Linked DNA regions of Homo sapiens: region 2 is linked to region 1. The links are chromatin loops, found by intact Hi-C in ENCODE. Cell type or tissue: ovary. All regions are shown on one strand.

Region 1 (5,000 bases):
AAAACACACTCTGGCACACAGACTCCCTCTGTCATACACACACACACACACACACACACACACACACACACACACAGGTTTGAGTTATATGGAAAATTCAAACAACAGGAAAATTGTTTGCCCCCCAGGTACCCTTCTCCCAGAGTGGTGGGGTGGGGAGGGGACAGTGACAGGCAGCCTAGTAGAAGAATAAAGAAAAATGTTCTATTTCAGTTGGGTTTTACAGCTCGGCATAGTCTTTGCCTCATCGCAGGAGAAAAAGTATGAGACAGTGCCCTAAAGGGACCAATCCAATGCTGCCTGCCCCTCCATAGGTTCTAGGAAATGAGATCACACCTCTCACTTGGCAACTGGGACAAGGGGTCACCCGAGTGCTGTCTTCCAATCTACTTTACCCCAGTCACTTCAGGGTTAAAATTGTAGAGTTTGCTGGAGAGGGTCTTATCGTCCTTTCTTTCTTTTTTTGTTTTAAATAATGCATTTGCTCTAGAATCTAAAATTGCTCTCCCATCCCCCATATTCCTTTAATACTGGTAAGGTGTATTAGCAGACGTTTGTGTCTTCATGCCCAGCAGAAAGTTAATCAGAAAACAGATCCTTATTTTCTATGGCAGCATAAGTATTTTAATGTCTGCGAACCCTGTCACTAACACACATTCTTTTAAGGGAAAAAAATGCTTCTGTGCTCTAGTTTTAAAATGCAAAGGTATGATGTTATTTGTCACCATGCCCAAAAAAGTCCTTACTCAATAACTTTGCCAGAAGAGGGAGAGAGAGAGAAGGCAAATGTTCCCCCAGCTGTTTCCTGTCTACAGTGTCTGTGTTTTGTAGATAAATGTGAGGATTTTCTCTAAATCCCTCTTCTGTTTGCTAAATCTCACTGTCACTGCTAAATTCAGAGCAGATAGAGCCTGCGCAATGGAATAAAGTCCTCAAAATTGAAATGTGACATTGCTCTCAACATCTCCCATCTCTCTGGATTTCTTTTTGCTTCATTATTCCTGCTAACCAATTCATTTTCAGACTTTGTACTTCAGAAGCAATGGGAAAAATCAGCAGTCTTCCAACCCAATTATTTAAGTGCTGCTTTTGTGATTTCTTGAAGGTAAATATTTCTTACTCTTTGAAGTCATTGGGGAATTCTATTTAAATTGTGTACTGTTTGCTTCTGCCTAGAACTGTTCTTCACTTTAAAATTTTCATTGTTTCGGAACCGAGAGTTATTTATAAATTGCTGAATATGCAATTCTGTGGAATCTGAAAAATAGCTCGGGGAGATGGATGCATTTGCACAGATATCTGTATGAGTAGAAACTATTGCAAGGTACTTATGCTAAATCCTCCACTTCTGCAGGGCTTCCGTGGTGTCATTACAGAAGATTCCTTTAAATCCTCTCTATGGCTAAGGGCTATAGAGCATGGATATGAACTTGGGGATTTTTTTTTTCTTTTGCAGGTGCAGATGTTTTATTTTTAAGACCATGTTCTTTTGCATGTGTGTATGTGTCTCTGTGTGTATGTGTCTCTGTGTGTGTAACTCATCAGGACTTTATTTACAAGGCATGCTATATATGAAGGGTTGTATTTTAGATGATATTAAAGCTTTTAAATATGATCTTTGGAGCTAAGGTCCCGGAACTCTGCACTTATGCCCAGAGAGAGTGTTAAAGTTAGAGTAAAGTGTAATTTGTTCTTCCAAAAAAGAACTCCTTGACAACTCTTGCTGACCTTGCATATTTGTATAATTTAAACAAATACATACTGTATATGGAAAGCAGAAACTTTCTAAGAGCTGCTTGCCCAACTTTTCTGTTTAGAAGAGGACTTTCATGGGCAAAGTTTGGACTTGGGGTTCTGTGTTATAAAACTCTGATTTTATATTCAGTGTCGTGAAGTCCCTTTAGGTAAATCTGGCTGCTGCTGTCAGTGCACCGACTTCTCGTTTCCGATTGCTGGCCGTAGTTCTAGTTTCCATTCTCAGCAAAATTATATCCTTCAAGACTTGTGTTTTTTTTTCAATTTGCAAGCGCTTTTAAGCTGCTGTCACTGGCTCCACCGATTCAATTGCCTGAGGGCTCAATTCATAAGACGTCTCTGCCACTTAGTGCAGCATTCAGTTGCTGCTTTCAAACACTTCACCACTACGACTTTCCCTAGTCAAGTAAGTGGCTCCAGGAGTTAAAGATACACCCTTGTCAGGCACCTGATTCTGCTGTTCCTGAGATGCCAACACATGCAGGCCACCTTGCTTTCAAAGAAATGACGTCACTGTGCATACATACTATGTGATCTAGCAGCTGGAGTTTTTGTCTCCTTACTTAGGGGATCATAAAAGAGGCTGTGGAGCGTTATCTCTGCATTAATTACAAGTTAAGAAAATTGTTTCCAAATGCACTTTTCATGCTGTGTATGCTGAACACTTCAGAAGTGGAGCTCTTAATAAGTTGTTACTTTTTTCTGTACTTGAAGCAGGAAGTGGTTTGAGGGAGCTGCGTGGTCTTTCACATGTAATTCAGTGGGTAAAGGTGTCCTGCCCAGAGGCAGAGCTCACCAGCTGATTGTACTCTGACTCTCAAGGTATTTCCAAGTGAGTGAGTCGGGGGAAGGGAGTAAGGGAGTGGACTGGAGCTTGGGTCACTATCTGGGCTGCTACAATAGGCATACAATGGAAATAGGTGGCTTGACTGGGGGGAAAAGATTGACTTAAATCCCAGCTGTGCAATTTGTTCATTGTTTCAATGGACAAAAGGCAGTTTACCCAGGCTCATAATAGCATACCTGCCTGGGTGTCCAAATGTAACTAGATGCTTTCACAAACCCCACCCACAAAGCAGCACATGTTTTTAAGACTTCAGTTTTCTATTCACATCGGCCTCATAATACCCACCCTGACCTGCTGTAAAAGACCTGGAACAAACAAAAATGATTACACCTACAGTGAGTATTTTCTTATGACTGTTGCCCTCAAATTTTACAGGGCATTTTCATTGTGGCCCAGACATCTGGAATCAATTAATATTCCATTTATCTAAGATTAAAAAAAAAAGAACTTTTAAAATTTGGGTTTGTGAATGATTTTTGAGAAAGTGTTTTCTGATTTTTTTTTCTTTTTTTCTCATGTCTTTCTGATTCTTCCCTTTTTTTTCTATCATATCTTTCCTTTCTCTCTATTGATTTCTTTTGTGTTTGGCAAAATAAAAGGCCAAGGAAATAATGAACATATGGGACCACTTGTTTCACACTTTAAACTCCTAAGCAAGTTCGGTATTGTTTTCATTTGTGGGAACATAAAATTCTCTGGTTCTCTGTGGGTGTACTGGACTGTTCCCTACACTAAAGGAAAATGCACTAGAGGTTCTGTCTTGTCCTAGAACTGTAAGTACTGAGATTTATCTGACAATATAACTCAGCAAAAAAAAAAAAAAAGAAAAAGAGAAATCTATTTAAAAAAAATCTTAAATTCTTAAGTTCCAGAGACTTATATGTATCGCTGCACTTAAATGTGTTATACTAGAACTATTAAAAATATAGTTTTGACATCTAATGAAGTTTGAAATTCACTAAGGCTATAACTTGAGTAATTTTTTTCCCTGGATTTCACAAAAACTGAAGAACTTGAAGGCATCTACAGTTGCAGGTGCTTAGCCTTCAGCATTGCTATGAACGCAACAAAGAAGGGAGGGGTGGAGAAATAGGATTCGGTAGAATAACATACTTTCTAGAACTGGCCCATTCCCGCAGTGTGGGGGTATGCTCTGCAAGATCAATCACAGGTTTGTTCTTTTGAAAAATGCCACGAGGTCCAGGTGGGTTGGATTTGTTGAGGTTTCCAATGGAAATATTGAACAGGAAAACCCCACTAATTTTACAACCAAAAAAAAAAAAAAATGAGAACTGGATGATAACATGCTTCTTCCAGTCCCAGTGTTTTGGGCTATGTAGGGGGTGGAAGATTTCCATGCGGAGATCTTGTTGAGAAAAATGCAGTAAATGTTCAGTTGAGCTTTTACCTCCTCTTCTATTTTATGTCCATTATTTATGATCATTTGCAAATAGAGGGCGCTTTTCATCTTCAACTGCTTTACAACCATTAACTGAATATTTATATTTTGTTAACGAGAGACAGGGGTTTTGGTTTTTTTTTTTTTTCCTCAGTTGCTGAGGTGAAGGTCTGACTACAAAAAATGGAAATCATCATTAGAATGATGGGGAAAATTTTGCCACTGATATAGAGCCACTAAATTGAGAGTCCATGGAGGGCAAGGAGGGTAGTCAGAAAATAAATGACTGTTTCTCCAAAAGTGATGGGGTTGAATGGACCTGCCACTACTCTGAGGTTCAAAAAAAATGCTCTTCTTATAATTATAGCTTCCAGCATGACTCCACAACCCTTTTAATAGCGCCCCTCACCTAACACCCTGTCAGGGACTCTTCCCATGATGCTGAAAGTAGATGCATCTGAGAGAAGTGAAGCCACTCACCTTGAGAGGCTTCTTGGAAAAAGCCACATCTTTGTGCCACAAGTAACAATATGGAAAAACTTAATGATCATCTTAGCATGGTTTCTACTACTTAGAGTGAGGATGAAGACTTGAGCCACAGGACTGCTGCTTTTGGCAAGGCTGCCGTTTGGCAGTCTATCATTGACTAAGTCATGCCAACCAGGGGTCCCTTGGTATATTTTGCTATAAAATAGATACAGTGACACATAAGTCCCTCCAAGAGATGAAGCCATAATTCCTGTGACTAAAAATAAAATAAAAGATTTTTGCCAGTTTGAGCCCAGTGCCCTATACACAGAAGGGATTCTCAACACGTGTTGATTTGATATTGGACTTGAGGCCAGGGACTTTAGAATACAGGAGTGGTTTCTATTTGAGCCAATTTCATTCTTCGATTCTCATATTTTTTTCTGTTTCTGTTATTTTCTTCTATTTGTGGTTGTGTCAACTGCTGATATGCCCCAGGTAAGGAATCAGTCTCTCTCTCTCTCTCTCTCT
Region 2 (5,000 bases), 380 kb after region 1:
AATATGAATATTGTTATAAAACAAAGATAAATTACAAACCTTTCCAATCATTTAGAAAATAGTAAAAATTATGCTGTAAGCTATTTACAGTGGGCTTAATGTACTGTATGGATTGGTTAATTTAAGGCTGTACCAGAAATAACCAAGTATATAAATGGCACATAAAATTTTGACCTATCCAAAGTTAATATGCTAGTTATAATACACATTAAACATTTACGGTTAATTTAGTTTGTCTTGTAGACTGTGACAGAAGCTTTGGAGAATGATTTGGAGGACCTGGGTTTGTTAAAGTTGCTCAGGAATGTTTGACCCAAATCTTTTTGTTTTTTGTTTTTTTTTTAATATTACATTTCTACATAGTGAGCAGTACTATATAGAACTGCTTTAATAACCTCAGAACTGAGATCAAATTTGAGTTTTTGGAAAGAAGGAAGGGTAGAAAGAATGATAACCATTAAAGTAATTATCTGACAGGCCTATTTAGGATTTCAACTATGAAGATTTAGACAGATTGAACTTTATCTGCTCACACAGTCCTCCACTGTGCAACTTCTCATTTGTTGCTTCTGTGTCGAGATTTTTTGTGTTGGTGATAACTATGGGCTTATAACAACTAGCTGTCTTCACTGCTAGCAGTCACATTGAGCATGTAAATGAAGGCATTAGATGGTGAAGTCCATCCTGTGTGTGTTTGTTAAGTAGTGAGTATGCAGAACAGCAGATATAATGTAAAAAGCCTAGAGGTACCCTACCTCGGTACCCCTAAAAAGTTTTCTAGCTCTAATTTTTATTTAGGCTTTATATAATAAGTGAGAAAGGAGGTGATATGAGGACAGGTACAATAAAAATGTGTGTGTGTGTGTGTTTTTGTAAGAAATGCATACTAGAAAAGAAAGACTAAGCTAATAGTGTGTTGAATGATCAATTTTTTTCCCAAGATAAACCTTCTAGAAAAGTGGGTGTATAAATCGTGCTTTAAAAATAGCGGATTGCTTAAGAAATATTTATAGAAAAACAGGCAGTGAAAGCTTTTAAGGCAGTGAAGCAAAAATATTATGTAGGAATATTGTAGGTTATTTTTCTGTTTTCTTGCTAAGCTTTCTGTTTCTCTTTCTGTCAGGTTTTAGAGGGCCATACCGATTTCATTAATGGTTTGGTGTTTGATCCCAAAGAAGGCCAAGAAATTGCAAGTGTGAGTGACGATCACACCTGCAGGTATGTTGCTTATGTTATAACCACATTTTTAAATTGCCATTTTAATGAGAATTACATTTTTAAAATGAGAAAAAAAAATGTGACTTTTACATAAATTCTATAGAGTGTTGTAAAAGAAGCATACCTTATTTGAACTGTAGGTATGGCACAAACATGAGTTTCAAAACCAGTGAGATAGTCCTCATCACCATTAATGAAAACTTCCTTGCCTCCCATGGGTGTCTTTTATCTCTTATTTCAGATTTTCACATTTATGAAATCCAAATCTATATTGGACTGGGCACAGTGCCACATGCCTATAATCTCAGCTCTTTGGGAGACCAAGGTGGGCAGATCACCTGAGGTCAGGAGTTAATGACCAGCCTGACCAACATGGCGAAACTCCATTTCTACTAAACATACAAAAATTAGCCAGGCACGGTAGTGCGCACTTGTGATTCCAGCTACTCGGGGGACTGAGGCAAGGGAATCGCTTGAACCTGGGAGGCTGAGGTTGCAGTGAGTCAAGCTTGTTTCACTGCACTCCAGCCTGGGTGGCATAGCGACACTCCATCTCAAAAAAAAAAAAAACACAAACATATTGGATCAAATTCTTCAATATTGGACAAGATAAGTAGGAGTAAAATGCAGTTGTCAAGTTACTTTACAGATGCTGTATGATAAGTTTGTGTGGAATAATGAACTATGACTCTCATCTGCTACATAAGATTGATGGAAAATTTAGTGTTTTGATAAATTCAGAGGTTTCTGCATAAGGTTTTCTTTAGATACAATACATTTAACTATTATGTTCTTCTACCTCACCCCCTAATTTAGAACAGATGAGGTAGCTATAACATTTTAATAGTGTGTAAAGCTGGAGAATATCACAAATAAAGAACAAGATGAAAAGGAAGAATAGCAGGTGGAAATAAGCTGAGGAGTCAGGAGTGAAATGAGTGCATCAGTCATTGGAAGGGTGTCAGTTGCTTCATTTGCTTTAACGATACTGTGAGGGAGAGAAAAACTGCTGCTCTGCTGTTTTGCATAATGTTTCATAAAACTATGCCAAAATCCTTAGTATTTATTAGTACTTATGTACATATAAAACTATGAAATATGTATGACTTCACATTAGAAGTAAAGCTGCTAGCTACTTTTTAAATTTTTAATCTTCTTAATATAGCTCATCTTTTTAAAGTGATAGAGTCATAGGCCATTATTCTTTATGTACTGCCTGTTAAAATTTTCATGTCAGAGATATGAAAGATTTACATGACATTAAGATTCTAGGGCCCCAGGTACTACAAAACCAAGTTTGTATAGTGACCTGAAGAGTAAATGGAATCGTTTTAAGGTAAAAATTCGGTCACTGGAAATAAATAATGGCATTTCAGCTCTTTAAAACATAGATTTTCCTAATCACAAGCATTTGGAATAATGAAACCTGCAAAGGGGAAAAATGAGTGTCTTTGCAAGCCAAGGAATGGCCTCTGAATAGTGAACGAAAGCCGGAGAGACCTAGGATCACACTCAGTAGTCTATGTTTTTGTTTGTTTGTTTTCTTATGACTCTGAGATTTTTTTTGTAAACTAGCAAAATTCTCTAAAAATTTAGGGGACTGACATAGGGTTGCTAACTTTTTATTTTGTCGAATATAAGACTTAAGTTTACTGCCTTCTACCACTATCATTTTGTAAAAGAAAGGACATTATTACTCTAAAAAGTAGGAAAGGAATAACTAAAGAGTAAGTCTTTTAGTTTAAATAAATTTAATTTTTTAAAAACCTGACTACATTGCCTCTAAGTTTCTCATTTTGCCAGACTGGTTGTTGATATTATTGTTCAACAAATATTTGCTTTCCTTTCACCTTCCCATGAAAGGAGATTTTCCCATCTAATTAGCCCTAGCTTTGTGAATTGTTTAGGCCAATGTAGCATTAACAGGTGTGACACAGCAGAAGCTTCAAATGTTTTGCCTGGCTTGACTTGACCTCCTGTGCTCTGTCATTTGCTATGAGATGAGCATGTCCTAGATAGCTACTGATCCCAGAATGAGAAACACGTGGAGCAGATATGGACCCATATGGCATTATGGAAACAGAGCTTCCCATAGACCCATGTGCAAGAAATTTATGCTTATTTCTGTAAACCACCGAGATTTTCGGGTTGATGCACAACATCAAACTAGGAGTATTTTTAGAATTTACAGCTTAGTTCACCAACCAAAAATAAACAACTCTGATTGGTTATTAAAGCCAAACCTCTTAGGCCAAAACCTAAGCAATATAGGTAAGATTTTTTTAAAAACAGAACGTATATAAAAACAAGTTTAAAATGAGAAAGAGTAGATAGTATCATACACTCTCATAGCAAGGAAAGAAGGAATTCTAAGAGGACATATGTGATAATGTAAGATTCTTACAATATCACATATATATTCTTACATTATCACATATGTGACAAGAGAGTATATCATATGAGCAGTTCTACAATATGTATTCTGTACTGTAAAGAGCAGACCCAGTGCTTACTTAAGAAAATTTAAAATAACCTCAATATTTTGATCTATGCATATTTTCTGATGTTTCACTTTGACATTTCCAAGAAAGACACTATATTATAATCAGCTAGCAGAATTTTGCCCTAGGAACACTATTTTAAAACAATCTGTGACCTGAATAGGTTCATGAAATGTATGTGTTGTATTGAAAATTGCCAAATTCTGAATCAAACAGAATAAAGAGTCGTACTGTGAACAAAGGTACCTCTGATAATACAAAATGTTATTATGGAAGATGATAGATTACATTTTATCTAAGACTCCATCTAATTTTACTATTCTATGATCTGTGCAAGTTTATAAGAAAATTGGGTTCTCATTAAAGTTGGTCTTTATCAGTTCCAACACTGCCTTTCTAACAAACATTTTATAATGCCTACCACACCTTTTTAAATGAAACTCACAGAAAATGTAGCCTTCCAAATATATAAGTACAGAAAATTATTATCGTCCCTTAATTTTATGATATATTCTATAAAAGGAAAACAAAGAGAATAATAATGCATTGTGTATAAGCTCAGATAACAACTACATATGAAGACATAGGTAGTCTTTCTTCTTCTTTACAATGAGTAAGACTGGATATCAGAAAAATAAGATAACATGAAAATGTAAGGCAGAGGCAAGGCAGTCAAGTTGCACAGTTGTAGAGATTTATGAGTTGTGTAGAGTATAATGTAAATAGTGCCATCTGGAGTTCTACAGTGTCATAGCGCTGAGCAGATCTACAGTTTTAGGATAAAAGCTCATGTTAGTAGTAATACAATGAAATTAAATCTCATTAGAGAAATAGGGAAATACAGGTAATCAAAATAGGAATAACATAGCAAGATAAATCATAGGATGTCAAGTTGAAAAAGTAAGATAATATTCTTGCAATATTTTCTGTATGAAAAGTATGACAAGTATATATCTTGATGAAGAAATATGTATCTTTATGAAAAAGGTGCCATTACTGAAACAAAAAGCAAGCGTCTGATAGATGTGTTTAATAAAAGAAATTCCCAAGTAAAGCATGGGGTTGCTAGTCATTCAGCCTTATATTCTACACCATTTTCTTTATGATCCCTCATCATGTCTACCATATGCAGATGCACTCACATGCATATACATGTATATATAAAAATATATGCACACATATATACACAGGTTGATAAAAATACTGATGCTTTATGTGTGTGTTTGTATATGCATATGCACAGAAAAATATAAATACGTTCATAGTTATGACCTAGTGTCA

What was found. A loop is a pair of places that touch in the nucleus more often than their neighbours do. Peaks named below come from ENCODE experiments on the same cell type or tissue, not always from the same donor. Only the 100,000 strongest peaks of a DNase experiment are listed, where the experiment ranks them.
Region 2: a loop joins it to region 1, with 10 times the contacts of the local background. A loop is called at or near these places in 18 of 110 quality-filtered maps.

What each region holds. Positions count from the first base shown.
Region 1 is chr12:102,476,424-102,481,423 of GRCh38, reverse strand. IGF1 (insulin like growth factor 1) reads left to right here and starts at 861. Exons shown (of 4, transcript NM_000618.5): 1 at 861-1,105. The coding sequence starts at 1,043. LINC02456 (long intergenic non-protein coding RNA 2456) reads right to left here. Exons shown (of 13, transcript XR_007063427.1): 11 at 1-5,000. RefSeq lists enhancers at 2,006-2,055, 2,146-2,405. In ovary, no CTCF peak of the experiment used is centred here; a DNase peak (open chromatin) is centred at 1,984; H3K4me3 peaks cover 2,242 bases.
Region 2 is chr12:102,095,324-102,100,323 of GRCh38, reverse strand. NUP37 (nucleoporin 37) reads left to right here. Exons shown (of 10, transcript NM_024057.4): 5 at 1,124-1,218. Among named protein-coding and RNA genes, the nearest start is that of NUP37, 22 kb to the left of the region's middle. In ovary, no CTCF peak of the experiment used is centred here; no DNase peak of the experiment used is centred here.